Linked DNA regions of Homo sapiens: region 1 is linked to region 2. A link is a loop called in an ENCODE intact Hi-C map of the cell type or tissue named here. Cell type or tissue: heart left ventricle. All regions are shown on one strand. Each heading gives the region's core, and the rest is flanking DNA. Links, peaks and the distances in the headings are about the cores only. Region 1 overlaps LINC03036 (long intergenic non-protein coding RNA 3036). Region 2 overlaps CACUL1 (CDK2 associated cullin domain 1).

The links. Peaks named below come from ENCODE experiments on the same cell type or tissue, not always from the same donor. Only the 100,000 strongest peaks of a DNase experiment are listed, where the experiment ranks them.
Region 1: a loop joins it to region 2, with 2.4 times the contacts of the local background. A loop is called at or near these places in 11 of 110 quality-filtered maps.

The regions. Positions count from the first base shown.
Region 1 is chr10:118,786,746-118,802,595 of GRCh38, reverse strand. It overlaps LINC03036 (long intergenic non-protein coding RNA 3036), which reads left to right. Exons shown (of 4, transcript NR_186540.1): 4 at 15,554-15,850. Among named protein-coding and RNA genes, the nearest start is that of CACUL1, 40 kb to the right of the region's middle. RefSeq lists an enhancer at 6,772-7,327. In heart left ventricle, for the core only: no CTCF peak of the experiment used is centred there; a DNase peak (open chromatin) is centred at 8,834.
Region 2 is chr10:118,712,713-118,728,562 of GRCh38, reverse strand. All of the region lies in intron 3 of CACUL1 (CDK2 associated cullin domain 1), which reads left to right. Among named protein-coding and RNA genes, the nearest start is that of CACUL1, 34 kb to the left of the region's middle. In heart left ventricle, for the core only: a CTCF peak has its summit at 7,345 (motif pointing right); no DNase peak of the experiment used is centred there.

The DNA of each region.
Region 1 (15,850 bases), core at 5,239-13,238, 72 kb before region 2:
CTGCCTCTTCCTGGACCCCTCTTTTCTGCCTTCCACACGGCCAGCTCCTTCTTACCTTCAGGTCTCAGAGAGGCCTTTCCTCCCTCTGTCCTCCTCCCCACTCTTCCAAAGGACACTCGGCCAAGTCCTTCACAGCATCATTCTGTCCTTATTCACATCTGTTTGTTTGTTTTGTTTGCTGTCTACCTTCCCCGCCATAGGGTGTCAGCGCCACGCCCTGCCTATCAGCGCAGTGCCCAGTGCACAGGGCCTCATGCGAGGAGTCACTTGGTAGATGTGGAATAAAGGCATGCATCTGGCTGGGGGGGGGGTGGCTCACGCCTGTAATCACAGCACTTTGGGAGGCTGAAGTGGGCAGATCACAAGGTCAAGAGATCGAGACCAGCCTGGCCAACATGGTGAAACCCTGTCTGTACTAAAAATACAAAAATTAGCTGGGCGTGGTGGTGCACGCCTGTAGTCCCAGCTACTCAGGAAGCTGAGACAGGAGAATCTCTTGCACCCAGGAGGCAGAGGTTGCAGTGAGCCGAGATCGTGCCACCACACTCCAGCCTGGCAACAGAGTGAGACTCCGTCTCAAAAAAAAAAAAAGGCATGCATCTATGAATGAAAAACCAAATTAGGAAAAGTGAAGGAGGAAAGAAAAAATTAAAGGAGATCTTCAGTGAAAGTAAATAAGTCCCCCGCTTCACCAGGCAGCAACAAAGAGGAGCGTCCACTTCTGGTGGAGATCAGGCTACATCAGCCACTGCCATTTCCTGACCTAGGAGCTCCTAGTCCCTCTGAGGAGGTGGATCCTCTGAGAGGGCAGTTGCTATGGAGGTGGAGCCGAGAGGTGATTCCTGGCTGCTCCCAGACTATGCCAAAGAGGCAGAGAGATGTGGTAAGTGTACAAGAATGACACAGGAGTTTATGGGAGTTCAAAGACTCTCTGACCAGTCCGAGAATAAAGCATTAGGGAAAAAGGCACTGGGGAGAAGTTGCCAGGAATTCTCAGCATCAAGCAGGAGGTTACCCACTTAATGTTTGGTATGGCGTTAGAGGCTGTCCTCAATGGGATAATCAGATAAGCATTTTTTTTTCCCGAGACAAAGTCTTGTTCTGTTGTCCAGGATAGAGTGCAATGGCATGATCTCGGTTCACTGCAATCTCTGCCTCCCGGGTTCAAGCTATTCTCCTGCCTCAGCCTCCTAGGTAGCTGGGATTACAGATGCCCGCCACCACGCCCGGCTAATTTTTGTATTTTAGTAGAGATGGTGCTTCACCATGTTGGGCAGGCTGGTCTCAAACTCCTGACCTCGTGATCTGCCCGCCTCAGCCTCTCAAAGTGCTAGGATTACAGGCGTGAGCCACCACACCTGGCCCAGATAAGCATTTTAAACACTGACACCCCTAATTGCTCTGTTACAGGACATAACAGATGTGGACTGTCATACACTAACTACTGAGAAAAATAATTTGAGCTGCCCCCAGGTGGTGCTGCCTGCCAGCCAACCATTCACTGTGGGCAGTTGCTCTCTTTGTTCAACAGAACATGCGTAACTATTTGAACATTTTACTGTGCTTTGTCCATGTTGTTTTACAAAAACAAGTGGAAAGTAGAAAAAAAGAGTAATCTCAAAAATAAGCAATATAAGTTTTCTATGCTTAATACACTTGCTTCCAAAATGGAGATCAGTGGCCAATCTTTGAGTTCAATTGAATGCTTACTGGACTTAAGTGGGTCCACTGTAGACTTAATGGCAAAGGAAAAGAACAACATATAAGAAAATGCTATAAATATGTAACTGGAATTTAAAACTATTTTGGACCTCTCAGAATCAGGGCCACTACGAGCTAAATGGTGTCTTGTGCAAATTGGGAAAAGGAATTCCTTTCTTTTCTGGATAAGTACAACTCTACATCAGGATACACATCTAGATTTCAGTCTAACCCTTGGTCAGATGCCCTTGTGTAGTGTACAGCCTTACCAACTCTACAGTGCTGCCTGGGATGGAACAACCACTTATAATGTGTAAGTCTCTAATTGCACTCTATACAGTTAATTTGATACATATTTTCATATTTACAAAAGCAGAGGACTGCCTGTGTACAGTTTTTCTGTTCACTTACTTGTAAATTAGAAGGCTTGTCTCATATTTGAGACATACCTATGCAATTTGAGAATGCAGGATCATTAACTATGAAAAACTGCCTGAAGGGCAAGACCAGGGTTCACATTCCCCTCCTTCAGCAATCCTACTGCCTTTTTAGAGCAGAAGCTGCTCTTTACCTTGTTTCCTAGTTATTTGGATGGCTTCTTCCTTCTTCTACTAGATTGTCAACTCTCTGAGGGCAAGAGCTGTTTGTCTCATTTGTCTCTTTACTTCTAGCAAACAGTACAGAAACTTGTGGGGGTTCGTTGATTTCACTTTGATAGACAATGACAAGAATTTCTGCAATAATTGTTGTTATAATGCAGAAGGGTTGATATATTTTCTCCAGGTGCTTGTACCTCTGAGCTTCTATAGCCTTCTGAGCATATGCAGCACCTGGCTAACTGATTTGCTTTTATTTTAGAGGTTGATGGGAAAACCACTCAGACACCAGGAGGTGTTATGGCTCATGGACGTTTGTTAAGTATCAGATGTTACTCAGGACTGAGTCATGCCTTTTCAAAAGGACTGCATTTGGAGACTGGCGGGTTCTAGCACTTTCAATGAATAGTGCATTTTTTTTTTTAGTGGGTTCCTTCCTATCCATGCCTGGGAGCATGGGCTGAGCTTTTGGAGTAAGCCAAATGGGATAAAGGGTCAGATGTCGGAAAAAGGAAGCACCCACAGTGGCCGTACATGTGATGGGCTTTTGGGCAGCACCACGGACCATGGAATGGAATGGCTTAGGTCCTCTTCATGAAGAAATAACTCTGGGATACACTTAGGAAAACTGCAGGACCCTTTCAGTTGGCCACACAATGGAGCTGCATCAGCTGGGTGCTGCCTCAAAGAGGAGTGAGTTGTGCTCATTTCCCGAATGTTGCAAATCTGGAAATTATCTTACGTTGGAAAAGCGATGACTGTTCCTGCACTCTCCCCCAATTTCCTGAAAACTTTGATTTTTTTAGGATATTCTGAGAAGAGTAAAAACCCACGGCTGTGGCCAGGTGTGGTGGCTCACATCCGTAATCCTAGCACTCTGGGCGAGAGAGACATCAGGTGGATCACCTTAGGTCAGAAGTTCAAGGCCAGCCTGGCCAACACGGTGAAATCTTGTCTCTACTAAAAATAAAAAAATTAGTCGGGCTTGGTGGCGCATGCCTGTAGTCCCAGCTACTCGGGAGGCTGAGGCAGGAGAATCGCTTGAATCCGGGAGGTGGAGATTGTAGTGAGCCGAGATCACGCCATTGCACTTCAGCCTGGGCGACAAGAACAAAACTCTGTCTAAAACAAACCAACCAACCCACAGCTGCTCCTTCTAAGCTATGTTTTATGCCACAGGCCCTTGGGTAATGTGTTTCCGCTTCTCCCCAGATAGAATACCACTCATTTTAGCTTAATGTCTTTGTTCTTGAAATTGTCCGTCTCACCCAATCTTCCTCCCATCTCAGAGGCAGGAATAAAGCTTACCTTGTTCAGCAAGCAGAGTACTGGCTCTTGGGTGGAGGAAATGTATTCACAATTTACAGATAAACCTCACAAAGTTGTTTCTGATCAGCAATTGCTTTGAGAGTGAATCTCTCCTCAAACTCCACCAGCAGATTGTGTTCTGTGTTGCCTTTCTCAGCAGCTTTCTGGATCCTTTTGGGCTAGGAGCAGCTCTTCTCGGGCTTCATGCTTATTTTCTGTAAAATGAGCAGGAAGTCAATGTCTCCTAAAGTCTTGCCATTTCAAAGTGTGCTCCTGGGACAAGGGGAATCTGCAGCACTCTGAAACTTGCAAGAAACGCAAAAAAAAAAAAAAAAAAAAAAAAAAAAAATTCAGGCATTGCACCAGGACTTCAGAATCTGTGTCCCCAGGTGATTGGCTTGTACATGGAAGGTCGAGAAGAGCTACTCTGAAGTCCCTTATTGCTATAAAGCTTTATGATTCTTTGGGAAGGTATCCTGTAGCAACAGCCAAAACACATTGAGTCCTTAACTCTGTGCCAGGGATTCTTACATGAGCTCATCTCATCCTCAGCACAAGCCCAAGGCAGGGGTAATCATGATTCATATTTTACAGGCGAGAAAGCTGACACTTGGCTCAGAGAAACTGGCTTCCTTGGCAAAGGTCACCCAGCTAATTGGGTACAGAGCTCGATCCACCCTCAGGTCAGCCTGACTTCAACCTCCCCTCTATGTGGTGTTGCCTCAGGGGTCCAAGGCAAGGTTTTGAGGAGGAATTGACCTGTGAACTTTGTATTGTCAGATGATGAGTTTGCCAGGTTGTAAGTGGGAGAGAGTCATTCCAGAGGAGAAAAGAACCAGCGAGTGGCCCAGAGGAAGGAGAAAGCTGGGCAAGTCCAGAAGGTGGTCTGAGATTTAGTTTTAACAAAATGAATGTTAATTTGGTATGAGCTTGTTTCTGTTGAGCACAGGGTGGGAGGAGGGAGAGATAGTCAGGTTACCGAAATTACCAGCAAGTTTAGATGAAATCTAATGACATTTTAATGTGTTTTCTGAAGATACTGTCTATTGAACTGAAATATATCACACCAGTGAAGTATGCTCATTGTTCTGGAGAAAGATCATTCTTGCGGATTGACTTTGATTTTTGTAATTTTGCTGCCAATATGTAAAAAAGGTCAACTTCACCCTTGCTACTTAAAGCAACTCCAAGTCAATAGAGCCTAGAAGTCTCTCTTTGGAAGGATGGATGTTACCAAGGAATTGTATAGTTGAAATTCTTCTTGCACTTGCCAGGTTCTGAAGTTGTCCTCAGGGGATCCCCATTTCACTGGGGAAAGGATCAAAGAGTCATATAGAGAGGCCAGAAGTAATTTCCTAACATAGTAGAGCCCTGGTAAAACCCTCAAAGTCAAATCTCAGAGCCATCTATTGGAGTGAACATTCTTTTTTTTTTTTTTTAATTATTATTATACTTTAAGTTCTGGGATACATGTGCAGAACATGTAGGTTTGTTAGATAGGCATACACGTGCCATGGTGGTTTGCTGCACCCATCAACCCGTCATCTACATTAAGTATTCCTCCTAAAGCTATCCCTCTCCTAGCTCCCCACTCCCCAACAGGCCCCAGTGTGTGATGTTCCCCTCCCTGTGTCCATGTGTTCTCAGTGTTCAACTCCCACTTATGAGTGAGAACATGCAGTGTTTGGTTTTCTGTTCATGTGTTAATTTGCTGGGAGTGATGGTTTTCAGCTTCATCCATGTCCCTGCAAAGGACACGACCTCATCCTTTTTATGGCTGAATAGTATTCCATGGTGTATATGTGCCACATTTTCCTTATCCAGTCTATCATTGATGGGCATTTGGGTTGGTTCCAAGTCTTTGCTATTGTGAACAGTGCTGCAGTAAACATACATGTACATATGTCTTTATAGTAGAATGACTTATAATCCTTTGGGTACATACCCAGTAATGGGATTGCTGGGTCAAATGGCATTTCTGGTTCTAGATCCTTGAGGAATTGCCACACTGCCTTTCACAATGGTTGAACTAATTTATACTCCCACCAACAGTGTAACAGCATTCCTATTTCTCCATATCCTCTCCAGCATCTGATGTTTCCTGACTTTTTAATGATTGCCATTCTAATGGGCGTGAGATGGTATCTCATTGTGGTTTTGATTTGCATTTCTCTAACGACCAGTGATGATGAGCTTTTTTTCATATGTTAGCTGGCCGCATAAATGTCTTCTTTTGAGAAGTGTGTTATATCCTTTGCCCACTTTTTGATGGGGTTGTTTGTTTTTTTTCTTGTAAATTTGTTTAAGTTCTTCATAGATTCTGGATATTAACCCTTTGTCAGATGGGTAGATTGCAAAAATTTTCTCCCATTCTGTAGTTTGCCTGTTCACTCTGATGATACTTTCTTTTGCTGTGCAGAAGCTGTTTAGTTTAATTGGATCCCATTTGTAAATTTTGGCTTTTGTTGCCATTGCTTTTGGTGTGTTAGTCATGAAGATTTTGTCAATGCCTATGTCCTGAATGTAATTGCCTAAGTTTTCTTCTAGGGTTTTTATGGTGTTAGGTCTAACATTTAAGTCTTTAATCCATCTTGAATTTATTTTTGTATAAGGTGTAAGGAAGGGGTCCAGTTTCAGTTTTCTGCATATGGCTAGCCAGTTTTCCCAACACTATTTATTAAATAGGGAATCCTTTCCCCATTGCTTGTTTTTGTCAGGTTTGTCAAAGATCAGATGGTTGTAGATGTGTGGTGTTATTTCTGAGGCCTCTCTTCTGTTCCATTGGTCTATATATCTGTTTTGGTACCAGTACCATGCTGTTTTGGTTACTGTAGCTTTGTAGTATAGTTTGAAGTCAGGTAGCGTGATGCCTCCACCTTTGTTCTTTTTCCTTAGGATTGTCTTGGCTATATGGGCTCTTTTTTGGTTCTATATGAAATTTAAAGTACTTTTTTTCTAATTCTGTGAAGAAAGTCAGTGGTAGCTTGATGGGGATAGCATTGAATCTATAAATTACTTTGGGCAGTATGGCCATTTTCATGACATTGATTCTTCCTATCCATGAGCATGGAATGTTTTTCCATTTGTTTGTTTCCTCTCTTATTTCCTTGAGCAGTGGTTTGTAGTTCTCCTTGAAGAGGTCCTTCACATCCCCTGTAAATTGTATTCCTAGATATTTCATTCTCTTTGTAGCAATTGTGAATGGGAGTTCTGGAGTGAACATTCTTTTTTTTTTTTTTTAATTTTTTTTTTATTTTTATTGATCATTCTTGGGTGTTTCTCACAGAGGGGGATTTGGCAGGGTCATAGGACAATAGTGGAGGGAAGGTCAGCAGATAAACAAGTGAACAAAGGTCTCTGGTTTTCCTAGGCAGAGGACCCTGTGTGTTTGTGTCCCTGGGTACTTGAGATTAGGGAGTGGTGATGACTCTTAACGAGCATGCTGCCTTCAAGCATCTGTTTAACAAAGCACATCTTGCACCACCCTTAATCCATTTAACCCTGAGTGGACACAGCACATGTTTCAGAGAGCACCGGGTTGGGGGTAAGGTCATAGATCAACAGCATCCCAAGGCAGAAGAATTTTTCTTAGTACAGAACAAAATGGAGTCTCCTATGTCTACTTCTTTCTACACAAACACAGCAACAATCTGATTTCTCTATCTTTTCCCCACATTTCCCCCTTTCCTATTCGACAAAACCGCCATCGTCATCATGGCCCATTCTCAATGAGCTGTTGGGTACACCTCCCAGATGGGGTGGCAGCTGGGCAGAGGGGCTCCTCACTTCCCAGAAGGGGTGGCCAGGCAGAGGCGCCCCCCACCTCCCGGACGGGGGGGCTGGCCGGGCAGGGGCTGCCTGGAGTGAACATTCTTTAAGCCCATCTTTAAAGAGTTTGTTAGAGGTCCTCACTCAGGGATGAATCACTTGGATAGAAACATGAGAAAGAAAAGAAAACCTATACATCACTCTCTATAACTTGGATTTTCCTCTTCTGAGGGGGTATCTGAATCATCTAGGAAGAATTGAACTATAAGGAACACAACCTGCAAAGAAAGGTGGCCTAAACCATGAGGACAGGTACCAAGTAGCCCTGAGTTAGGGCAGCTCCAAGGCTTGCCAATTGGGTGGATTTTCAATGACATTTTGAACTTGGGCTCTTCCCAGTCTGTCTTCTTCAGCCTGTTGGTTTGTCCTCTTGCTGGCCCCCTCATGGTCCCAAGATGGCGGCAACAGTTCCAAAAGTCTACTGGAATGATAAAAGGAAGAATCATCTCATGGATCTCTTTCAAAGAGGAGGGAAGCCTTTCCAGAAAGCCCCTCAGCTGACTCCTCACATCTCATTGGCTGTAACTGTGTTATATGCTCTCTCTTCAACCAATTGCCAGCAAGCTACACTTGGCTTGGATTGGTTAAGATTTTTTCCCTATAGTTGAAGAGGGCACCTTCCCTGGTGCTTGTCCAGGCTAGGCAGAGGGTAAAATCCTGAAGAAAATCAAGGTTCTACCAGCAGCAAAGAATGGATTTGGGTAGACAACCAATAAGAGCTGCCATTAACAATCACTTATTAAGGCCTGGCATGGTGGCTCACACCTGTAATCCTAACACTTTGGGAGGCTGAGGTGGGTGGACTGCCTGAGCTCAGGAGTTCAAGACCAACCTGGGCAACATGGTGAAACCCTGTCTCTACTAAAAATGCAAAAAATTAGCTGGGCGTGGTGGCACGCCTGTAGTCCCAGCCACTCGGGAGACTGAGGCACGAGAATCTCTTGAACCTGGGAAGCAGAGGTTGCAGTGAGCCAAGATTGCACCACTGCACTCCAGCCTGGGCAACAGAGTGAGACTGTCTCAAAAACAAAACAAACAAACAAAAAAACCAATCACGTTAAAAATAACAAAACATTTCTTCAACTTCTGAAGTCAAGGAGTGTAATATTCAACTATTATATAGAAATGCTGCGTAACAGCCACAACAATTTCAGCGGCATAAAACAATAATAGCCATTGATTGAGCTCATCTGTCTGTGGGTCAGCTGGAGGTAGTCTAAAGTAGACTAGGCCTGGCTGGACATGGCTCAGCTCCACCTGACTCTTATCCTTCTCCTGCAACCACAGACTGGTTTGGGCATGTTCTTCTCGCCAAGACGGTTGAGGTACAAAAGCCCAGGCCCGGAGTGTAGGTCTGTTCCAAGCCTCTTCTTGCATCATGTCTGCCAACATCCCATTGGCCAAAGCAGGTCTCGTGGCCAACCATGGCATCGGTGGGGCAGAAAGCCATGTGATGCCCACTTCATGGAAAGTCCCAGAGTCAAATGACCGAGGGTGTAAATACAGGGAAGGGTGACAAACTGGAGTCAATGATGCAATCTACCACACAAGAGGAAAGAAAGAAAATATTACATTGAAAATAAAATTGGGCTGGGTGTGGTGGCTCATGCCTGTAATCCCAGCACTTTGGGAGACCGAGGCAGGTGGATCACCTGAGGTCAGGAGTTCAAGACCAGCCTGGCCAACATGGTGAAACCCTGTCTCTTCTAAAAGTCCAAAAACTTAGCTGGGCGTGGTGGTGGGCACCTATAATCCCAGCTATTGGGAGGCTGAGGCAGGAGAATCGCTTGAACCTGGGAGGTGGAGGTTGCAGTGAGCCGAGATCATGCCATTGCACTCCAGCCTGGGCAACAAGAGGGAAACTCCATCTCAAAAAATAAATAAATAAATAAAAATAAAAATAAAAAATAAAATTAAGGGTAACTTTAAAAATCCTTTTTTTTTTTTTTAAAAAAAACTGTACTTTAACGATTTAAAATCTTTCTTTAGAGTATAAAAGAATTAGAGGCTGTTCAGGTGTGTCTAAACGTTAAAAAATTGTGTGTGGGTATGTGTGTATAGATAGCAAAGGGTCTCAAAAGCAGATTTTTCTAGCTCTGAATGCCACCACTACCTATTGTTCTATTAGCACTATATATTAGGGTATCAGTTTTACAGAGCTAACTACTCCCATTGCTCCCTCTCCCCCTCTTCAAAAGCAATCTGTACAGTCTATATTGAGGAAATAAATGAAAACCACTGAAATGAGAAAAAACAAGGCTGTTTATTTAGAACAGAAACTCAAAGGCAGGCAGGGGAATGGGGAAGCTTTATGGTGAAGAAAAAGGAAGACTTCGCATGTACTTTGATTGGAGGTTGTTGGCCTAGGGAAGCTGGAGGCAGACTAATTAGAAACAGGGCATTTTATGTGATTGGTCCTGAGTTGGTTGGAAGCAGGGGCAAAAAATAGGGAAGCTGGCAGTTGTTGCCCAAAGCCTGACTTTTCTGGCTGATTGCTGCAGAGGCTGTGGTTTGGCTTCTGGGCAAGTGACTGCTAAGTTTGTGGATCAGAGGTCTACAGTCATCTAAGGTCTGGCCACTGTCCATTTGTATATTCAGTCTCTCAAGACACATCAGAGAAAGCTCCAGCTCCTCAGCATAGAATAAAGAGCCCTACACACTTGACTCCAAGCAAGGTGGGGTTTCTGATCCCCTCTCCTGACATCAGAGCCACCCCTACCCACAGACACATCCAGATCCCACCTCACCAAACCAACCATGGCAGGTCTTCCATGTCCCCCGTACAGAGTGTGTCTTTCTCATGCCATACCTTTGCCTGAACTTGCCTTTGGCCTGAATACCTCTCCATTGCTTTACACCTGTCCATCAAGAATGGGCCAAGAACCTGCACCCTGCACCTTTTCTCAATCTCTTTTCCTCCACCTTACCTGGTTCTACCCCAAACAGAATTAATTGCTTTTTTCTCTGTGGTCCCTGAACTATTTATATGTACATTTATTGGAGTGGGGGAACTGCACTGTGCTAAAGGCATTTGCTGCTGCTTTTTCCCTTCCCCTATGCTGTGAACACCCTGAAGAACATTATGCTTTATTTGTTTCTAGTATAGGACTCTGCAGATAGTAGTCTTACAACAAAGGCTTTTTTGAAGGAAGAACAGAGGAAGGAAAGAAGGAAGCAAAGAAGAGGGAAGGAAAGGAAGGTCATAGGTAGGGTTGACAGATAAAATACGGGATACCCAGTTAAACTTGAATTTCAGATGAATAACGAATAATTTTTAGTATAAATATGTTCCAAATATTGCATTTGTAATTTTTTTTTTTTTTTGAGATGGAGTCTCGCTCTGTTGCCCAGGCTGGAGTGCAGTGGCATGATCTCAGCTCACTGCAAGCTCCGCCTCCCGGGTTTTCACCATTCTCCTACCTCAGCCTCCGGAGTAGCTGGGACTGTAGGCGCCCACCACCACGCCCGGCTAATTTTTTTTTTTTTTTTGTATTTTCAGTAGAGACGGGGTTTCACCATGTTAGCCAGGATGATCTCGATCTCATGACCTCGTGATCTGCCCGCCTTGGCCTCCCAAAGTGCTGGGATTACAGGCGTGTGCCACCGCGCCCGGCTGCATTTGTAAATTTTTAAATATTCCATGGGACATACTCATACTAAAATACCAGTTGTCCCCTATACAAAACAAATTCAACTGGGCCTCCTGCATTCTTATTTGCTAAATACAGCAACTCTGGTCAAAGGGCAAACACCTAATTAAACATTATTATTACTATTATTTGGGGGGTTTTCTTTTTTTAAATGTCAGTCATTTTTGGGAAACAGGTGGTTTTCTCTTACATGGATAAATACTTTAGTGGTAATTTCTGAGATTTTGGTTCACCCGTCCCACAAGCAATGTACACTGTACCCAGTGTGTAGTCTTTTGTCCCTCACCCCCCTCCCACCCTTCTTCCTGAGTCCCCAAAGTCCATTATGTCATTCTTTTTTTTTTTTTTTTTTTTTTGAGACGGAGTCTTGCTCTGCTGCCCAGGCTGGAGTGCAGTGGCGCGATCTCGGCTCACAGCAAGTTCCGCCTCCTGGGTTCACGCGCCCGCCACCGCGCCTGGCTAATTTTTTTGTATTTTTAGTAGAGACGGGGTTCACCGTGTTAGCCAGGACGGTCTTGATCTCCTGACCTCGTGATCCGCCCGCCTTGGCCTCCCAAAGTGCTGGGATTACAGGTGCGAGCCACCGCGCCCGGCCCCCCATTATGTCATTCTTAGGCCTTTGCGCCCTCATAGCTAAGCTCTCACTTGTAAGTGAGAACATAAGATGTTTGGTTTTCCATTCCTGAGTTACTTCACTTAGAATAATGGTCTCCAACTCCATCCAGGTTGCTATGAATGCTATTCACATGAGTAGTATTCCATGGTGTACATATAACACATTTTCTTTATCCACTCATTGGTCACTGGGCATTTAGGCTGGTTCCATATTTTTGCAATTGCGAATTGTGCTGCTATAAACGTGTGTGCAAATGTCTTTTTCATATAATGACTTATTTTCCTCTGGGTAGATACCCAGTAGTGGGATTATTGGATCAAATGGTAGATCTACTTTCAGTTCTTTAAGGAATCTCCATTCTGTTTTCCATATTGGTTGTACAAGTTTACCTTCCCACCAGCAGTGTAAAAGTGTTCTTTTGTCACCAAATCCATGCCAACATCTATTATTTTTTGATTTTTTATTTATGACCATTCTTGCAGAGTAAGGTGGTTTCTCATTGTGTTTTTAAATTTGCATTTCCCTGATACTTAGTGATGTTTAACATTTTTTCATGTTTGTTCGCCGTTTGTATATCTTCTTTTGAAGAACTGTCTATCCATGTCCTTTGCCCACTTTTTGATGACGTTGTTTTTTCTTGCTGATTTGTTTCAGTTCCTTGTAGATTCTGGATATTAGTCCTTCGTCAGATGCATAGTTTGCGGATATTTCCTCCCATTCTGTGGGTTTTCTGTTTGCTCTTCTGGTTATTTGGTTTGCTCTGCAGAAGCTTTTTAGCTTAATTAGGCCCCATCTATTTATTTCGTTTTGTTGCATTTGCTTTCGGGTTCTTGGTCATGAACTCTTTGCCTAAGCCAACGTCTGGAAGAGTTTTACCAAAGTTATCTTCTAGAATGTTTATGATTTCATGTTTTAGATTTAGGTCTTTGATTCATCTTGAGTTGATTTTTGTATAAGGTGAGAGATGAGGATCCAGTTTCATTCTCCTACATGGGACTTGCCAATTATCCCAGCACCATTTGTTGAATAGGGTGTCCTTTCCCCACTTTATGTTTTTGTTTGCTTGGTTGAAGATCAGTTGGCTGTAAGTATTTGGCTTTATTTCTGGGTTCTCTATTCTGTTCCATTGGTCTACATGCCTATTTTTATGCCAGTACCATGCTGTTTTGGTGACTATGGCCTTATAGGATAGCTTGAAGTCAGGTAATGTGATGCCTCCAGATTTGTTCTTTTTGCTGTGTCTTGCTTTGGCTATGTGGGCTCTTTTCTGGTTCCATATGAATTTTAGGATTGTTTTTTCTAGTTGTTTGAAGAATTATGGTGGTATTTTGATGGGAGTTGCACTGAATTTGTAGATTGCTTTTGGCACTATGGTCATTTTCACAATATTGATTCTACCCATCCATGAGCATGGGATGTGTTTCCATTTGTTTGTGTTGTCTATGATTTCTTTCAGCAGTGTTTTGTAGCTTTCCTTGTAGAAGTCTTTCACCTCCTTGGTTGAGTATATTTCTAAGTATTTTATTTTATTTTATTTTTTGCAGCTGTTGTGAAATGGATTGAGTCTTTGATTTATTTCTCAGCTTGGTCGCTGTTGGTGTATAGCAATGCTACTGATTTGTGTACATTGATTTTGCTTCCTGAATTGATTTTGAAACTTTACTGAATTCATTTATCAGATCTAGGAGTTTTTTGGATGAGTCTTTAGGGTTTTATAGGTATATGATCATATCATCGGCAAACAGCGATGGTTTGACTTCCTCTTTACCGATTTGGATGCCCTTTATTTCTTTCTCTTGTCTGATTGCTCTGGCTAGGACTTCCAGTCTATGTTGAATAGAGGTGGTGAAAGTGGGCATTCTTGTCTTGTTCCGGTTTTCAGGGGCAATGCTTTCAACTTTTCCCCATTCAGTATAATGTTGGCTGAGGGTTTGTCATAGATGGCTTTTATTACCTTGAGGCATATCCCTTCTATGCCAATTTTGCTGAGAGTTTTAATCATGAAGGGAAGCTAGATTTTGCCAAATGCCTTTTCTGCATCTATTGAGATAATCACATAATTTTTGTTTTTAATTCTGTTTATGTGAAGTATCACATTTATTGACTTGCATATGTTAAACTATCCCTGCATCCCTGCTATGAAACCCACTTGATTATGGGTGTGTTATCTTTTTGATATGCTGTTGGATTCAGTTAGCTAGTATTTTGTTGAAGATTTTTGCATCTATGTTCATCAGGGATGCTGGTCTATAGTTTTCTTTTTTTGTTATGTCTTTTTCCGGTTTTAGAATTAGGATGATACTTGCTCCATAGAATGATTTAGGGAGGATTCCCTCTTTGTCTTTTGGAAGAGTTTCAATAAGATTGGTACCAATTCTTCTTTGAATGCCTGTGAATCCGTCTGGTCCTGGGCTTTATTTTGTTGGCAATTTTTTTTTTTTTTTTACTGTCTTAATCTTGTTATTGGTCTGTTTAGAGTTTCTATTTCTTACTGATTTAATCTGGGAGGGTTGTATATTTCCAGGAATTTATCCATCTCTAGATTTTCTAGTTTGTGTGCATAAAGGTGTCCACAGTAGCCTTTTGTATTCCAGTGGTATCAGTTGTAGTATCTCCCATTTCATTTTTAATTGAGCTTATTTGGATCTTCTCTTGTCTTTTCTTGGTGAATCTCGCTAATGATCTATCAATTTTGTTTATCTTTTCAAAGAACCAGCTTTTTGTTTCATTTATCTTTTGTATAGGTTTTGTTAGTTTGATTGTTTCCATTTTATTTAGTTCTGCTCTGATCTTGATTATTTTTTTTTCTTCTGCTGGGTTTGGGTTTGGTTTGTTCTTGTTTCTCTAGTTCCTTGAAGTGTGACCTCAAGGCTGGGGCACATTAGCCCTACCACCACACCCAGCTATTTTTCTGTCTTCTTGTCTGATGTTTTCTCACCCCAAGCCAGCACCACTGCCCTGCCAACTGCCAGGGTATCCTCAGATTCTAGGAGCACTGCCTATTATTATTATTTTTAATTATTCTTATTTTTTGAGACTGGGTCTCACTCTGTTGCCCAGACTGGAGTGCAGTGGTGTGATCTTGGCTCACTGTAATCTCTGCCTCCTCAAGCAATCCTCCTGCCTCAGCCTACCAAGTAGTTGGGACTGCAGGTGCACACCACAATCCCTAGCTAATTTTTGTATATTTTGTAGACATGGAGTTTTGCCATGTTGTCCAGGCTGGTCTTGAACTATTAGACTCAAGCAATCCTCCCACCTTGGCCTCTCAAAGTGCTTGGATTACAGGCATGAGCCACCACACCCGGCCCCTGATTAGACTTGAAAATAGTCTGATTCCTAGGCCCAGAGAAAGTCTCTTGGGTCCACTTTTCCCTTCCCTGTTTGCAAGAACTCTGCCATGGGGCTGGCCAGGTTTACTGCTGTTGGGCTGACATGATAAACCCACCAAAAGGGTGGCTCCTTTTTTGGAGATCAGAAACTAGGCTGGTGGTTGCCCAGAGAGTGCTTTGAAGCATCATAGAGGAGAGGAAATGCATGGAATGATTGTGGGAAGACAGGGAGAAGGAACCATAGGACCCCTTTTCTAAGTCTCAGGCATTTCCTCCTCATGGAAGATGTGAGTTGACTGTAAAATACAAGGAGGAAGGCTTCCATGATAAAGCATGGTGTTCAGAGGAGCCCTGCAGAGTCAGGAAGGAGGGAAAGACAGAGGCTGGTCCACACGGTGCCCCAACTCTCATTCTGGACCCCAATTCATCCATTGACATTGCAGGGAGAACGTGTGCAGTGGGCTGAATGATGACCCTAAAAACCTGCGAACGTGACCTTATTTGGAAACGGGGTCTTTGCAGATGTAATTAAAGATTTTGAGATGAAGTGGTCATCCTGATTATCCAAGTGAGCCTGAAATCCAATGACACATGTCCTGATAAAGGACACACAGAGGAAAAGACAGAAACATGGATGAAAAGGCAAAGTGAAGACAGAGCAAAGCCGTCCAAGCCAAGGAATGCTGATGGCACTAGAAGCTGGAAGAGGCAAGAAAGGAGCCTCTCCTAGGGCCTTCAGAGGGAGCGTGGCCCTGCTGACACTGCCGACACCTGGATTTCGACTTCTGGCCTCCAGAACTGTAAGAGAACAAATTTCTA
Region 2 (15,850 bases), core at 3,051-11,050:
AATCCCAGCACTTTGAGAGGCCGAGACAGGTAGATCACGAAGTCAGGAGATCGAGACCATCCTGGCCAACATGGTGAAACCCCGTCTCTACTAAAATTGCACACTCCTGTAGTCCCAGCTACTCAGGAGACTGAGGCAGGGAAATCGCTTGAACCCGGGAGGCGGAGGTTGCAGTTGGCCGAGATTGCGTCGCTGCACTCCAGCCTGGCGACAGAGCAAGACTCCGTCTCAAAAAAAAAAAAAAAGAAAAGTCACTCAGCAATAGATTACCAGGGTCTATACCACAATTAGGAAGCACCCCAGCAGTTTTGAAATAACCACAGTTTATAGCACATGCTGGGGTGTGCTTTGGGCTTGGATATTGTTCTTCACAACTTGTGGTCTGAGATAGCTTAGTTTTTTTGTGTTTTTTTTCCCCAAACAGTTGTTGCACTAAGTAGCATTTTGTTTTCTGTTTCAAATGATAGAGCTGTGTTTTGTCATAGTCAGATATATACTTTTCTTGTTGTTAGTATAAATTTCTTTCTTCATCTTTTTGCCGCTAACTATAAAATCTTTATTCATTTAACACATATGTTTAGTGCTTAGGCATTGTGTATAAATTGTTGATGAAACCCTAGATCTATGCTTTATAGCTTTTGAGTGATTTGCTTTCTAATTCTTCACTCCACCATCTACCTGAATTTCTACCTGAATCCAGTTTATGGACTTCGGGTCTCGCTGTGGACTCTGTCACACACTTCTGTTCATTTGCCAGTACCCTAGTCAGGTTCATCATCATTTCTCGACTGTTTTACTGAAATGCTTATCTCAACTGCCTTACTTCATTGATACACCTTAATTTAACCAGTTTTTGATTGATGAATATTTAGGTTACTTCCAGTCTTTGGCCATTACTAACAGTGCTGAAGTGAATAGTCAGTCTTGTAAGTAATGTCGTTTACTAAGTCTAAATTGTGGTTCACAGAAGTTGTATCAAGTTGCATTCCCATCAGTTCTGTATATATCACAGTGTCTGTTTTCCCTCACCCTACTAATACAGCCTATTATGAAACCAAATAATTTTTAGTTTTATATTAATATAGTAATGATTCTTATTAATGATTAAAACATAAATCAGAGTGATATTTCTTCTGATGTTAGTGTTTTTTTTTTTTTTAATTTTTTTGAGATGGGGGTCTCGCTCTGTCTCCCAGGCTGGAGTGCAGTGGTACAATCATGGCTTACTGCAGCTTTGACCTCCCTGGGCTCAGGCGATCCTCCCACCCCAGCCTCCCCAGTTGCTGGCACTACAGGTGCATGCCACCATGCCTGGCAAATTTTTTATGTTTTTTGCTTTAGAGATGGGGTTTTGCCGTGTTGCTCATGCTGGTCTCAAACTCCTGGACTCAAGCGATCTGCCAGCCTCGGCCTCCCAAAGTACTAGGATTACAGGTGTGAACCACTGTGCCCAGCGTGATGTTAGTATTTTTTAAAAGGGTGATATATGATATAAAACCAGGGAATTTAGTTTGTTTTTAGAATCAATACATGTCCCACTTAGAGTTCAGCAATATGGTCTTATGAAAAGTCTAGCTTCAAAATGATTCCTTTTATAAGATTATAACGATTGTAACCATTATTAAATAGCAGCGGGGAGTGGTTTAAAACATGGGGATCCAGGGCTCTGTTTCCAGCTCTGTCACTCAGCATTTGTGTGTTTGCCTCTTTATTAAACGTGCTAATATATATCATCTTATAAATTTTCTTGACATTAAAATGAAGTAGATTTACTAGACTATCTCGTTGCTTCACACTAAGGTGTAAGGTATTTTCTCGACATCAAAAGGAAGTAGATTTACTAAAATATCTGTAGTTCTTTACACTAAGGTGTAAGGTATTTTTTCTTCTGCTTCCTGCCTGGCAAATGCTTCTTCATTCTTTTCTTAGGCTTAAGCTCATTTGTGTCCATCTGTGTAAAGCCTTCCTGGAACTCCTGCACTCCTCTCAAAACCGAACAGACTATTGGCATTTCTTCTGTGGATCCATAGCATCTCAGCAATAAGAAGTCTATTAGGGCAGTGATTGTGTTATTGTTTCTGCTTCCCTGTCTGACTACTTCACAGGCCCTTCCTTGAGGGGGAGGGACTCTATCGTGTTTGTCTTTTTATCCTTAGTGTCTGCCACAATTACAACTCAGCAGATGTGTTCTGGCTGAATGCTGAGTAACTAAATGTGACCTGTACTAATGGAAAGAGTAGCATAATTAGCTTCAGATGACCACTACTCCTGTGCTCTCTAGATTTGTAAGCATTTTATTTATTTGTTCAGTGTGATGTGTGTGGCCTGATGTAATCTTTATTTTATAGAGACCTTAAGGCAGTTTTCATGGGGACAGATCAAGAGACGGTGCCAGGCTTTATGAGCCAGAAACATTTTATTTGGATGGAGCATTTTGTTTGCAGCTCTGGTTTTCATAATGAAATATTGTTGTTATGAGCCAAAATAAGAGCGTGGGAGGAGTTGCATTTGGCAGATAATCAGAAATTTAGTGCTGGAGTTGATAAATCAATGATTTGGACCTACAGGGCGTCAGCCTCAGTCAAGGGCATCTTAAAATAGCTGTGGGTTTGTATAGTTTATATGTCAGAGGGACTTATTTATTTTTATCCCAAGGCATATCCTGTTGGGGAGATTGAAGAGTATATAAAATAATGTTCCCATATTCTCCAGTTATTTTTGGTGTTGACGTAAAAACTAGAGAACATGGTTTTTAGAGATTTTAGAATAATTTGTTGAATGTAAATATTTTTTACATGACAGCATAATCTAACTTGCTGCCTCTTTTTTGTTTTTAAACACATTTCTTTCATTTTGGAAAAAATTACTTTACTTCAGGCACTTTAAAGTTTTTTTTGTTGTGTTGTTAAACTAATAAAACAAATAGCTAAGTCCCCTTAGTGTTCTCCTTACTATTATATTTCACTGCATGTGTATCTATACATTTTAACTTACTGCTGGATTGTTCAAAATTGTGAACAGTATCTTTTGCCTTAATTTTTTTAAACCAGGCTCTTTTCTCGTCCTTATTAACTCCGCTCTTCTTATTTATTTATGAGACAGTGTCTCAGTCTGTTACCTAGACTAGAGTGCAGTGGTGTGATGCTGGCTCACTGCAGCCTTGACCTCCTGGGCTCAAATGATCCTCCGGCCTCAGCACCCCAAGTAGCTGGGACTACAGGTGTGCACCACCATGCCTAGCTAATTTTTGTATTTCTTGTAGAGGTGGGGTTTTACCATGTTGCCCAGGCTGGTGTTGAACTTCTGGACTCAAGTGATCTTCCTGCCTTGGCCTCCCAAAGTGCTGGTATTACAGACATGGGACACCACTCCCGGCTGTTCTTTCTTTAAAAGTAATAACGAAGTTCTATTTATTTTTATTTTTCTGTATCTCCAGAGCCTCAAAATGTACATTTCCAATTCTGGTATTTTCCTATACCAGTGAATGGAAATAGATGACTATAGAGAGTAAATTGGTTTACCAATTCAGTAAATAATATTCTGAATAGTTTTGGAAAATTCTATGGAAACATTTAGAAATTACCATATTTTTTGTGAGAGACCAGGACCCTAACATTAGGACCTACACTTGCCTGTTGGATTTGAATTTCATCTTATAGATACCTCATACTGAGGTCTAAATCTAAATTTCTCTTCATTCAAATTAGTTTCTTTCTGAGGCTTGGTATTTCATATTCCTCTTAGCTTTTTCTCTCCTATTTCTGGGTGCTAGTTAAGGTGGATGGAATACTATAATATATCTTGCTCTGTCCTCTTTGATTCCCATTGTTGTCTTCCTCTTCCACGTCATCATTGGCTCATGCCTGCACTAGTGGAATATTCTTTTAATTGGTTTGTCTTCCTGCAGTCTCTTCTTTTGGCTGAACAACCTAAAAACCCTAATTTGATAGACATACTTTCTTGTTCAAAAATCTAAAATACTATTTATTGCTTTCCTTAATTAATCACAGCTGATTTTTTGGTCCGTGTAAAAAAAACTTGAGTGGTTTTATTGGTTGCAGGGGTTCCTAGTGGGAACCCTAACGTATCCTATTTAACTATGACTCTACTGGGTCTGGTAGTGGACATATAATTGATAAGACTAGATAGTGTGGACCACCCCCCCTGCTGAGAGCAATTACAAAAATCAGACCACAGGACTAACAAAGTGAATTATAGGGCCAGGATCTAAGAGAAGAAGGAAACTCAGATAGAGGAACCTAACATTTGAGCCATTTATCTACTGGGGTCACCTATTTATTCTGGAAAAGGAGGCTAATGAGCTGAGAAATTTAATAGAGCTTTGACAACACTTGTGGGGGTTGGGTAATAAATTGGAGTATAAGGCTCATTAAATCTGAAGTACCACATCCCAGGACTAGCAAGAATAAAAAAATAAAGACTAGCCTTCTCATTTGCTAAAGCCTGATTCCTGATTGGATTAAGATGGTCTTGATTCGGCCAGGTGTGGTGGCTCATGCCTGTAATCCCAGCACTTTGGGAGGACAAGGAGGGCAGATCACAAGGTCAGGAGTTAAAGACCAGCCTGGCCAAGATGGTGAAACCCTGTCTCTACTACAAATACAAAAAAATTACCTGGGTGTGGTGGTGGGCGCCTATAATCTCAGCTGCTCAGGAGGCTGAGACAGAGAATTGCTTGAACCCGGGAGGCGGAAGTTGCAGTGGTGCCACTGTACTCCAGCCTGAGCGACAGAGCGAGATTCCGTCTCCCAAAAAGAAAAAAAAATGGTGGTCTTGATTTGCTAGAGCCTCGATTAAGCTTACTAGTAACAAAAGTAAATTCTGGAGAGATACCATTATCCTAGGCATCAGATTGTTTCCATAGTTTTTCATAAGCAGTATCTGGCACTTAATCAGAAATAACTAGTCATAGTAGGAAATGAGGCATCAAACCAGGCAAAATTGTGAAGTACATTTTTAGGCAAGAATTGGGAGAATTCATCACCAGTAGTTTCTTACACAAATAAAAGTGTTTTTCAGATAGAAAGAAAATGTTTCCAGATGAAAACTTGAAGATATGTAGGAATGAAGAAGGGAAAATATGCAAGTGTGGATCAATAATAATGATAATGTCTTCTAGGATATAAGAATATATATATATAATCAAAACTCGTGACAATAATGTGTAAGTTTGAAGGGAGGAGTGAAGGTTTGAAATGTTCTGAAGCCTTGCATTGTCCAGGAAATGGTAAAGCACTACTTTATTTTCAACTATAATGTGACAAGGATACAGTCTGTAGTAAAAAAACATAGTTAACAAGACATAGAGGGGAAAAAATGGAATAATTTTAAAATAAAGAAATCAAGAAAGGATTTTTTAAAAGTACAGAGAACAGATGAGATAAATAGAAAATAGGATAACTTCAGCATGTCTATTATTATGTGAAATGTTAAAGACTAAGCACTACATTAAAAAAAGGAAGACAATTTCAGATTGGTACTGTTCCTTGTGGATCAGGGCTACCCCATGGGCACTGTGTCTAGAGTAGCAGCTCAGAGGCAGTTCTGCACTCATACCTACTTTTAATTATATGCAAATTAAGGGCAGTATGCAGAAATTTCTAGAACGAGGGAGAGGGTGGTAACTTCTGGGTTGTTGGGTTGTTGCCATGGAAAGGGGCAGTAACTTCTGGGTGTTGCCATGGCAATGGTCAACTGACATGGCACACTGGTGGGCATGTCTTATGGGGAGGTGCTTCTGCCCTGACCTGTTTTTAGCTAGTCCTCCGTTTGGTCCTGATGTCCAAGCCCCACCTTTGGAGTAGATTTCTTCCTCCTATTACTAAGTTGAGAACTTTCACCTTTTCATTTAAAGGAATCATTTACAGCTTCTCTTTGGCATATCTGAATTGCCAACATCATCTCTCTTGCTCTTTGGAGCCATTATTAAGTAAAGTAAGGGTTGTTTGAACATTTGCTATGATAATCGTGACAGTTGAACTGATAACCGAGATGGCTAAGTGTCTGACAGATGGATAGTGTCAACAGTGTGCATATGCTGGACAAAGTGCTGGACAAAGTGCTGACAGATATCTCAGGCAGGATGGAGCTGGATGGTGTTATGGTTTCGTCACGTTACTCAGAAAGGCATGCAGTTTAAAATTTAAGAATTGTGGCTGGGTGCGGTGGCTCACACCTGTAATCCCAGCACTTTGGGAGGCTGAGGCGGGCAAGATCACCTGAGGTCGGGAGATCGAGACCAGCCTGACCAACATGGAGAAACCCCATCTCTACTAAAAAAAAAATACAAAATTAGCCGGGCATGGTGGCACATGCCTGTAGTCCCAGCTACTTAGGAGGCTGAGGCAGGAGAATCACTTGAACCTGGGAGGCGGAGGTTGCAGTGAGCCGAGATCGCACCATTGCACTCTAGCCTGGGTGACAAGAGCGAAACTCCGTCTCAAGAAAAAAAAAAAAAAAAAGTTTGTTTCTGGAGTTTTCTGTTTAATATTTTCAGACTGTGGTAACTTAAATCTCAGAAAGGGAAACTGGATAAGGTGGGGGACTACTATCATGGATAGATGGATATAAAATCTTTTAAAACTGTCTTAAATGACACTTCCTCATTTCATTTTTTCTATGTGTATTTCTGAATCCAGAATCCATTGAAACAATTGTGAGGCATTTTCTCCCCAAGTAATGTTGATACATTTATTGTATATGCTAATGTGTTATCTAAAAGAGAGTATATTTTCACCAAATAAAAATATTCTGACATTTTGATGTAGTAGTTTTATAGTCAGTGACCCATTAACAGTTCTTTTGTCAGTGCTTTGGAACTCACACTGTACGTTAGCCCCAGTAAACAGTGTTGACACAGAGATTTGGTTCCTAGGTCAGGACAGTAACATTCAAGTGGGAAGATTAGCGCCGATATTACTAACCTGCATTCAGGGTCCTGTTGAGGAGAGACCACAGAGACAAAGGTGCTGGGAAATGTTGCAATTTTTATCTCAAATAAGGCTGAATTTACAGTAGTTTTAAGTATTTCACTTTTAATTAAAAGGAAGTTAACTGATTACATTTAAACCATTTTAATAAAATTAGAGTGATGTTGATGTCTAACTGTATCTTGGTTTTAAGCAAAATAAGTAAGTTGACTGTCAAATTAATAATGGAAATTAATAGAAACTAAACCATAATCAGCCAACAGTACTTAACTTTGATTCACTATTTATAAACTCCAATTTGCATATAAAATCTTTACTGCCAGATTGCCAATAAACTGAGCTAGTCCCTTGGTAGTTAAAATCAGAGCAAGGATTGCGTTGCTATTTATTTTTTGTCCAGTGGGTGGCAGCATAACTCAACTGGTTATCTTGTGTACGGTCATTTGAAATTTTTTATGTGTTTTAAAGGTTTTAATTTCTAAATCTCTTGTACTACAAAGTGTATTCTAAGAAAACTTTCCTCCAAATACTCTGTTTATTTCTTGCTAAAGTGAATAAGATTTTAGATAATAAGAAAATTGCTTGATATCCTTTCTTCATAGGTTTCAAATAAAATAAATATTGCAACTGGTAAATAGCCCTTTACATGTGTGTTCTACTGAAAATGTTTCTAAGTTATGTGGAGATCTATTTTTTTCCTCTCTACTAGAACTTAAAGCAGTTGTCATGGCAAACCCAGGAATTTGCCAGGGAGACACCCTAACCCTCGATCATTCAATAGGCTCTCATTCAGACCATGATTCTAATAAGTTTACTATCTTCCTTTGAAAGAAAGGATTTTGTTTGTATTTTCATGTGCCTTCATAGGACTTAACATAATACCAGGCCCAAAAATAGAGATCCAGTAAAAAGTACTTGGTATAAGTTGATTACAAAAACATATGCTGGCTTTACCACTGACATTACCAGAGGCATGTGTTTGTTCCAGGTAAAACATCATCCAGAACTTGGAAAATGAGCAGGAGAGTAAAATCACATAAATAATAGCTGTTTGCATTTGTACAGAGTACATTTGCATGGTGTACAGAGTACAATTATGAATTGTATTCTTTTTAAGATATACTTTCTTTGAGACCAAACTGTGTAATTTAAGTTAGAAAAGAAAAGGAAAAAGGTTTCCTTTCCAAAATAATAGCAAATAGGTGTAAGTAGTGTAAGTAAGTTACTGTTTGCTAAGTGTTACATAGAGATAAAGTATGTGGGGAAGTGAGAAGTCAGCCTAGGGTATCTGGCTTCTTTGGATATTTCTCCATTTAGTAATCCTTGAACCTTTTATAGCACCTAGCCAGTTACTTTAAAAGCTAGTATTAGATTACAGATTATTTCATGTAGATAAGCTAAATGAACCCAGGAACACAGAAGCCAGGTTTAATTCAGTTTATTAAGTCCAAATAGTATTTGGAAAATTAAGGAAGTCTTATTTTAGAAATAAATCAAGAAAAAAATTTCATATAATAATAGCTTAAGAAGTAAAAGATCTAAGTGAAAAGAGAAATATCTTCTATCTAAGACTCAATTGACTTTATTGTAGTTTTCAATTGAAAACCATGCTTACAGTTTATATGAGAAGTGTCTAATATGTATATTATAGCTCTTAAATAGCTCCTGAAGATCAGTTACCTTCTATATCACTATTTTTTGGATATTATTCTAATATGGAAATAATATCTGCATAGCAAGAATGAGAATGGAATGTCAGATATGTTTGTCTATTTGGAAAGAAATTCCTTTTTTTTTTTTTGAGACGGAATTTAGCTCTTGTTGCCCAGGCTGGAGTGCAATGGTGCCATCTCGGCTCACCGCAACCTCCGCCTCCAGGATTCAAGCGATTCTCCTGCCTTGGCCCCCTGAGTAGCTGGGATTACAGGCATGTGCCACCACACCCGGCTAATTTTATATTTTTAGTAGAGACGGGATTTCTCCACGTTGGTCAGGCTGGTCTTGAACTCCTGACCTCAGGTAATCTGCCCGCCTTGGCTTCCCAAAGTGCTGGGATTACAGGTGTGAGCCACCGCATCCGGCCAAGAAATTCCATTTTTATGAAGCGTCTTTGTCAGCTTCCAGTGTGTAATGGGTGTTGCTTCTAGGGCCATGACACATCTGTCCATGGCAGTATGGTATTGCTCTGGAACATCATGGAATAAGCTAGACTGAAAGCTTATTACCCATTAGTAGTTTTTGCTATAGTCAGTCATCTAAAGGCAGATTTTTAGAAAAAGAAATGACCAATTTGATTGAGAAAATAGTATTAAGGATCCTTGAGATGGCATCCAGGTGCATTTGTATGGGATACAAAAATGCCAACGTTGTACTTATTATAGGAATAAATGTTAAAGGACTTGGAATAAACTATTTGAGAATTTTTAACATTTCCATTTGACTCTTTTAAAAATAGTTTCCATTTTTCTGCTGAAATTCTCCCATCTTTTTGTGCATGTTATCTGCCTTTTCTACTAGGTCATTGCATATATTAATCATAGTTATTTAAAGTGTCTGTGATAGCTACTTCATGTGGGACATCTCTGTGCATGTTGAATGTTTAATTGTTGACATAATTCTTGACAGTGGGCTGTGTTTTTGTTTTTTTGGTCTTAGTTTTTTATTGAATGTTGGACATTGTATATAAAAAGAACAGTTTAGCTTAAAAAGAACAGTTTCTGCTTAGAAATGGGCATGCCTTGGCCGGGCGCGGTGGCTCACGCCTGTAATCCCAGCACTTTGGGAGGCCGAGGCAGGTGGATCACGAAGTCAGGAGGTCGAGACCATCCTGGCTAACACGGTGAAAACCCGTCTCTACTAAAAATACAAAAAATTAGCCGGGCGTGGTGGCGGGCGCCTATAGGCCCAGGTACTTGGGGCTGAGGCAGGAGAAAGTCGTGAACCCGGGAGGTGGAGCTTGCAGTGAGCCGAGATTGCGCCACTGCACTCCAGCCTGGGCAACAGAGCGAGACTCCCTCTCAAAGAAATAAGAATAATAAATAAAATAAAAGTAAATATCTTCACGGGCCGTGAGGTGTTTGTCTAGCTCCTGTGCTTAACTCTGCTGGTGCAGGTGAAAGCAGCCACACAGATTACATAAACAATGGGCATTGCTGTGTTTCAAAACAACTGTACTTAATCAAAACAGGGTGTAGACAAGATTTGGCCCACAGCCTCTAGTTTGTTGATCTCTGGTTTGGTGTGCAGGTGAGTTCCCTCCCCGACTCTCCCCTTCCCTGTCCTGCCCCCCACACACCCTGTGGCAACCAAATTTTACCTTGTATCTTTGGGGAACCTTGGGAGTAAGCAAGTTTCCTGTGCTTCCATCAGCAGCAGTATATTTTTGCTTCATAACAGTGTGGAAACCTGGGCATGAGTGGATTTTCTACCATCCTGAAAATGGTTGCTGACCTTTGCTTGTCAGGAGGGCTGGAGGATCACCTGCCTGTCTTCCAGTGGTAGACAGTTTTTGCCTAAGGTCAAAGAAGGGTCACCAGGTTGCAGGGTTTCTTACCCCTTCCTTTCAGCAAATGGCTTTTGCTTTGAATCTGGGTAGGTTCTAGGGCACAGGCAGTTTTTGTTCATGTCTTCCATTGGCAGTTAATCACCACCTTTTTTTGTCATGGAGGACCCCATGATGTGTTCATCGGCTTCTTTAGGTATTCCTGCTTCATCCTCAGGTCTTACTAAGCCCGGCACATCTTGCTATGGAGGATGGCCTCTCAGATTTCTTTCACTGCCCCCAGTCCTTCTCTTGATGACCCAGTGGAAACCCATGGAAAAGAGTTGGAGAGGAGGTGCTGGTGCTGACTGCCCTTGTGTTGAAGCCTCCCAGGGATTCTACACTGTTAGTTCACACTTGGCCTTTAATGATTCATTACAATTTCTGTTGTTTGCTTATCTGCTTTTATGACTACCATCACCAACAGAGAAATAGTCCATGTGTCCTTTATTTTTTTTTAGAGGAGCTTGTCACTCTGAAATTCTTCTCACCTAGTTGAACATTGCAGATGTAAGTTAAAGAAACCTTAGGTGTCTGATGAGCTCGAAAAATTATGATTATTTTGGTTAACCAGCTTTTTCTTACCATAAGAGTGGGAGTGATGTTCTTTCACAGCTTTCTGCATTCTAAGCTGAGGGGGAACTTGAGTTATATTTTGATAACTTTATACTCCCTGAATTTGATACTAGTCAAGAAGCCATTAACTTTTAAGAGGAAAAATTCACCTATGTTAATGTTAAAATGTTAGTGCATCATATTTTTACTGATTTCAGTGCAGTTTGCAGCTAAATTGTCCTGCAGTAAATGCCTGTGTTACATGGGTGATTACTGCTCAGTTTTCTCTTGAATCCTGCAGACTTCCTTCCTGTAGAGCTCCTCTCATTTCTTGGAAGAGGCTTAAGGTGTAGGGTTCCTAAATGCTTAACAGGTGGGCCAGCTGTTTACAGACTTCCCTGAAGTTCTCACTAAAAATACACACCTCTGGAAAGTTTCTGAATCAAGACTTTGGAGTGTGGCAAAGGAATCTGCGTCATTACCAGTCCCTTCAGGTGATTCGGAGAGAAGCATTCTTTGAGGTCCACTGGCGTATGGAAATGTACCATTGTTCCTGAACCTAGTCTCTCTTAAGCAGGGAGTGCAGTGTAGCTTATGTTTAAGAATAAGATAGTGCGCTGGGCTCGTTGGCTCACGTCTGTAATCCCAGCACTTTGGGAGGCCGAGGCGGGTGGATCATGAAGTCAGGAGATCGAGACCACCCTGGCTAACACGGTGAAACCGTGTCTCTAGTAAAAATACAAAAAATTAGGCAGGCGTGGTGGCGGGTGCCTGTAGTCCCAGTTACTCAGGAGGCTGAGGCAGGAGAATGGCGTGAACCTGGGAAGTGGAGCTTGCAGTGAGCCGAGATCGCGCCACTGCACTCCAGCCTGGGTGACAGAGTGAGACTCTGTCTCAAAAAAAAAAAAAAAGAGGTTGTGTTGTTGCTGATGCCACTCAACACATTTGCACAGCTGGAATGCTAGTCTGAATTAGAAGTATCCGTGCAGACCTGGATAACATAAACAGCAAAGCATAGCCTAAGTATCCAGTGACAAGGGACTGATGAAATAGGCAATGATGTGTCCAAACAGTTGTTAAAATTAGGTTATAGAAAGAAATTTGACCTGGGAGAGATGGTGACGATCTATAGTTGGGCGATAAAATCAGGTTACAAAATAAGCCATATTTGTTTAGAAACAGACACATGCACACAGGAAAAAAAAAAAAAATACCAAAATGGTAATAATTTTCTACGAATGTTGGTAGTGGTTATTTTTTTCTTTTTCTTTTTCTTTTTTTTTTTGAGACGGAGTCTTGCTCTGTCGCCCAGGCTGGAGTGCAGTGGCGCAATCTTGGCTTACTGCAAGCTCCACCTCCCAGGTTCATGCCATTCTCCTGCCTCAGCCTCCGGAGTAGCTGGGACTACAGGCGCGTGCCACCACGCCCGGCTAATTTTTAGTATTTTTAGTAGAGACGGGGTTTCACCGTGTTAGGATGGTCTCGACCTCCTGACCTCGTGATCCGCCTGCCTTGGCCTCCCAAAGTGCTGGGATTACAGGTGTGAGCCACCGCGCCCAGCCGGTAGTGGTTATTTTTCCATAGTTGCATTTTAAATTTTTAAAAATTTCAATGAACGTACATTACTTTTACAAAGATACATGTTTTGTCATGTTTAGTAGGTCCTTCTCTTCCATCCCTTCTTGTCTACTTCATTCTAGCATGCAAAAGTCACTTACTTATTTGAAGACAACCAGAATGCTTTTGTGAAGATAAAAGCACATATTCTTAATTTTTTTCATGTTTCATTTCGGTTGGCTGGGGACGAGGATGGGGGTAGGTAGAGGAGGAGGGATATAAATATGAAATTGTAGAACTCGTTTGTATTTTACATCTGCATTGTCCAGTTAGTTATGTGTAACTATTACAATTAAAATGAAGTAAATATTTGGTTCCTTAGTTTAATTAATCATATTCCAAGGCTCAATAGCCAAACGTGGCCAGTGGTTACCATAGTGGACAGTGCAGATTTAGAACATTCCCATCACCACAGAAAGTTCCTTTGGGCAGTACTGACCCACATGATAGTATATTTAAGTCTCTTGACTAGTAAAATTATTTAAACAAATAATCCTCTTCTAAAATTATTAATATACATCAAATTCGGGTGACTGACCAATCAACCTTCCTTGTTTAGCTTTGAAAGTTAAAGATGACAAGCTTTCTTTCCCCTTCCCTTCTGTGAAGGTGTGGTATGTATATCAAATCTGTCTTTTCCTTTCTTGCTGTAAGGCATTTCTCACACTAGGACCATGTATGTGTATATATATATTTTTAGTGGTATTTCGCAGATTTCACTATTTAAACTGGACAACTGAAATTATTTTTAATATAATTATGCATAAGACTATTATCTAGTTCTACCTTTTTTAATTTAAAGGTTGTTTTGAAATTATTGTCTATAACATCTATATGAAGTTACTCAGTGCAACAATCTGGTAACAAAGGATTAGCACGAAGCTATCAATATGACCTCTGATTAAATAAATAGTACATTCAAGCATCTTACAGAAATAGATATTCCTAAAGTGTGTGTGTTTTGAGGACTTCGGAGGGTCCCCAAAAGCCTTTCAGGGGGGTCTGTAAGTAATGATGGATAGACGCTGGTGCCTTAGCATGAATTTTCATTTCCACATGCTTGCGGGGTGAGGAAGCCATTTTCATTAAGAATGTCCCAGATGAAACAGAGAAAATTATTAATTTTATTAAATTGTGACTTTATACTTTAAAAAATATTTTATGTAAAGAAATGGGACACCGCATACCAGAGTACAGTGGTGGTTTTGAGAAAAGGTGCTTATGTGATTGTATGAATTTTGAACTAACCCTGCTTTTCTGCATAGAACGGTATTTTCACTTGAAAAAAAGACTGACAAACTACGGTTAGACTTTGGTATTTGACAGACATTTTCTCAGAAATTAGTGAACTAAGATTGTCACTTCCAGGAAAATGACTGACAGTATTTGTTGCCAATAATGAAACTTGTGCTTTGAAGTGAAAATTAAAATTTTGGAAAATTTATATCTACCACTGTGACCTTGATAGCTTCCCAATACTTAAAAAGATTTCTGATGAGATAGGTGTTAATACTGTCTCATCAGAGATGTATTTTTTTGATACCGTCTAATGAAATCAACATTGGGAAGATCTACATAACTCAGAGAATCAGTATTTTCCAAATGACCAATGTGTGATGTAATAAAATGTATACAGAAAAGATCCATTTAAAGTAGAAGATAGACCCGTGGTTTTTAATGGAATAGAGTACAAAACATTCATTGATCGTTTCAGAAAATAACACATCACAACTGATTTCATTGCAGAAGCAGATATGAGAATCCAGCTGTCTTCTATTAAGCTAGGCTCTAAAGAGACTTGCAAAAATGTAAAAACAGTGACACTCCTCTTACTAAATTTTGTTTTGGTAAATAGTTATTTTTTATAAAAATAAGATGGTGATGAGTTTGTTATTGTCATTTTAGAATGAATTAATAAGTATTTTTAGAACTTAGTTTTAATTTTTATTATGGTAAATACTTACAGATACAACCTGCATATAAACAAAAAGCTTTTTGGAATCTTGAGTTGTTGTTAGAAATGTAAAGGTTTCCAGAGACCAAAAGTTAGCGAGAACCACTGGAATAAAACTGACTACAAGATATACATTGTTAGGGAAAGTTGCAGGTATGTGTGATTATACCTTAGCATTTGTGTATAAAGAACTATAAATGGGACATTTATTTTCTAGTATAGGCATAAAGTTCTTCTGGAAGGATATAAAAAGTATTGGTTGGTTCAGGGAGGAAGGAATGAAAGGAAAACTTACTCTAAACCCATTTGAACTCATTTGAATTTTAAACCAGATGAATACATTACTCATTATTTAAAAAATATTCTCACACAGTTATATTACAAAATTCAGGGAATCCAGATCTGTTAAGAAAAATTGGAGCAAGTTTGGAGTAATGGTGATGGCAGTGGCGGCCCATCTGGAGTGGCCACTGCCATCACGCTGCTGTAGCAGGGAGGCGTCAACAGGTGGGGCTGCATGCTCCATGGAGCCGGCAAGAGCCTCTTCTGAGTTGGGGTGGGAGCACACTGGGTGCTGCTGCAGCCACCCAATCCACAGCTGTGGACTCAGGCATCCCTGCATTCTTGGGGGCCCAGGAAGGACCCCCTGCCCTCGAAGGCTCAGAAGTGTCTGTTACTACTGCCTGGCTTCTCCAAGTTGTCGGCACTGACTCTGATCTTGGAGCAAAGTTGGGGGCGAGCCCAGGTGCTGTCGCAGCCTGGCCAGCTGTGCACACGCTGAGGGCAGTGCTAACACACTAGCCCTCTGCTGCCTCGGCCCCCTCCGGACTTTGGGCACTGACAAGCACAGAAAGGAAGCCAAGGGGTGCTGAGGGCAGCTTGGCGCTGGCCTGCAGGCGCCCCTTGGCACCTACAGCCTGGGCGCCATGAATGGCAGCAGGAGGCAGACAGGTTCCTGGGTGGAAGAGGGCAGGTCCCCAGTGAGGCCTCCACCTTCAAGCTAAGGAGGGCCTGAAGGCTGGGAGCCAGGCTGCCAGTCCTACAGACTGGAGTGGGAACTTGTGGTGCCTTTTCCAGCTTGCCTGTGGCTGGCCATGGACCAGTGGGCACGTACTTCCTCCCCTCTGGGCCCATAAAAGCCCTGGGCTTACCCAGAGTTGAACAGTTGTTGAGATGACCAGCTGCAGAGAGGAGCCACTCACTTTAGGGCCTGTTTTCTGCTGAGAGCTGTGC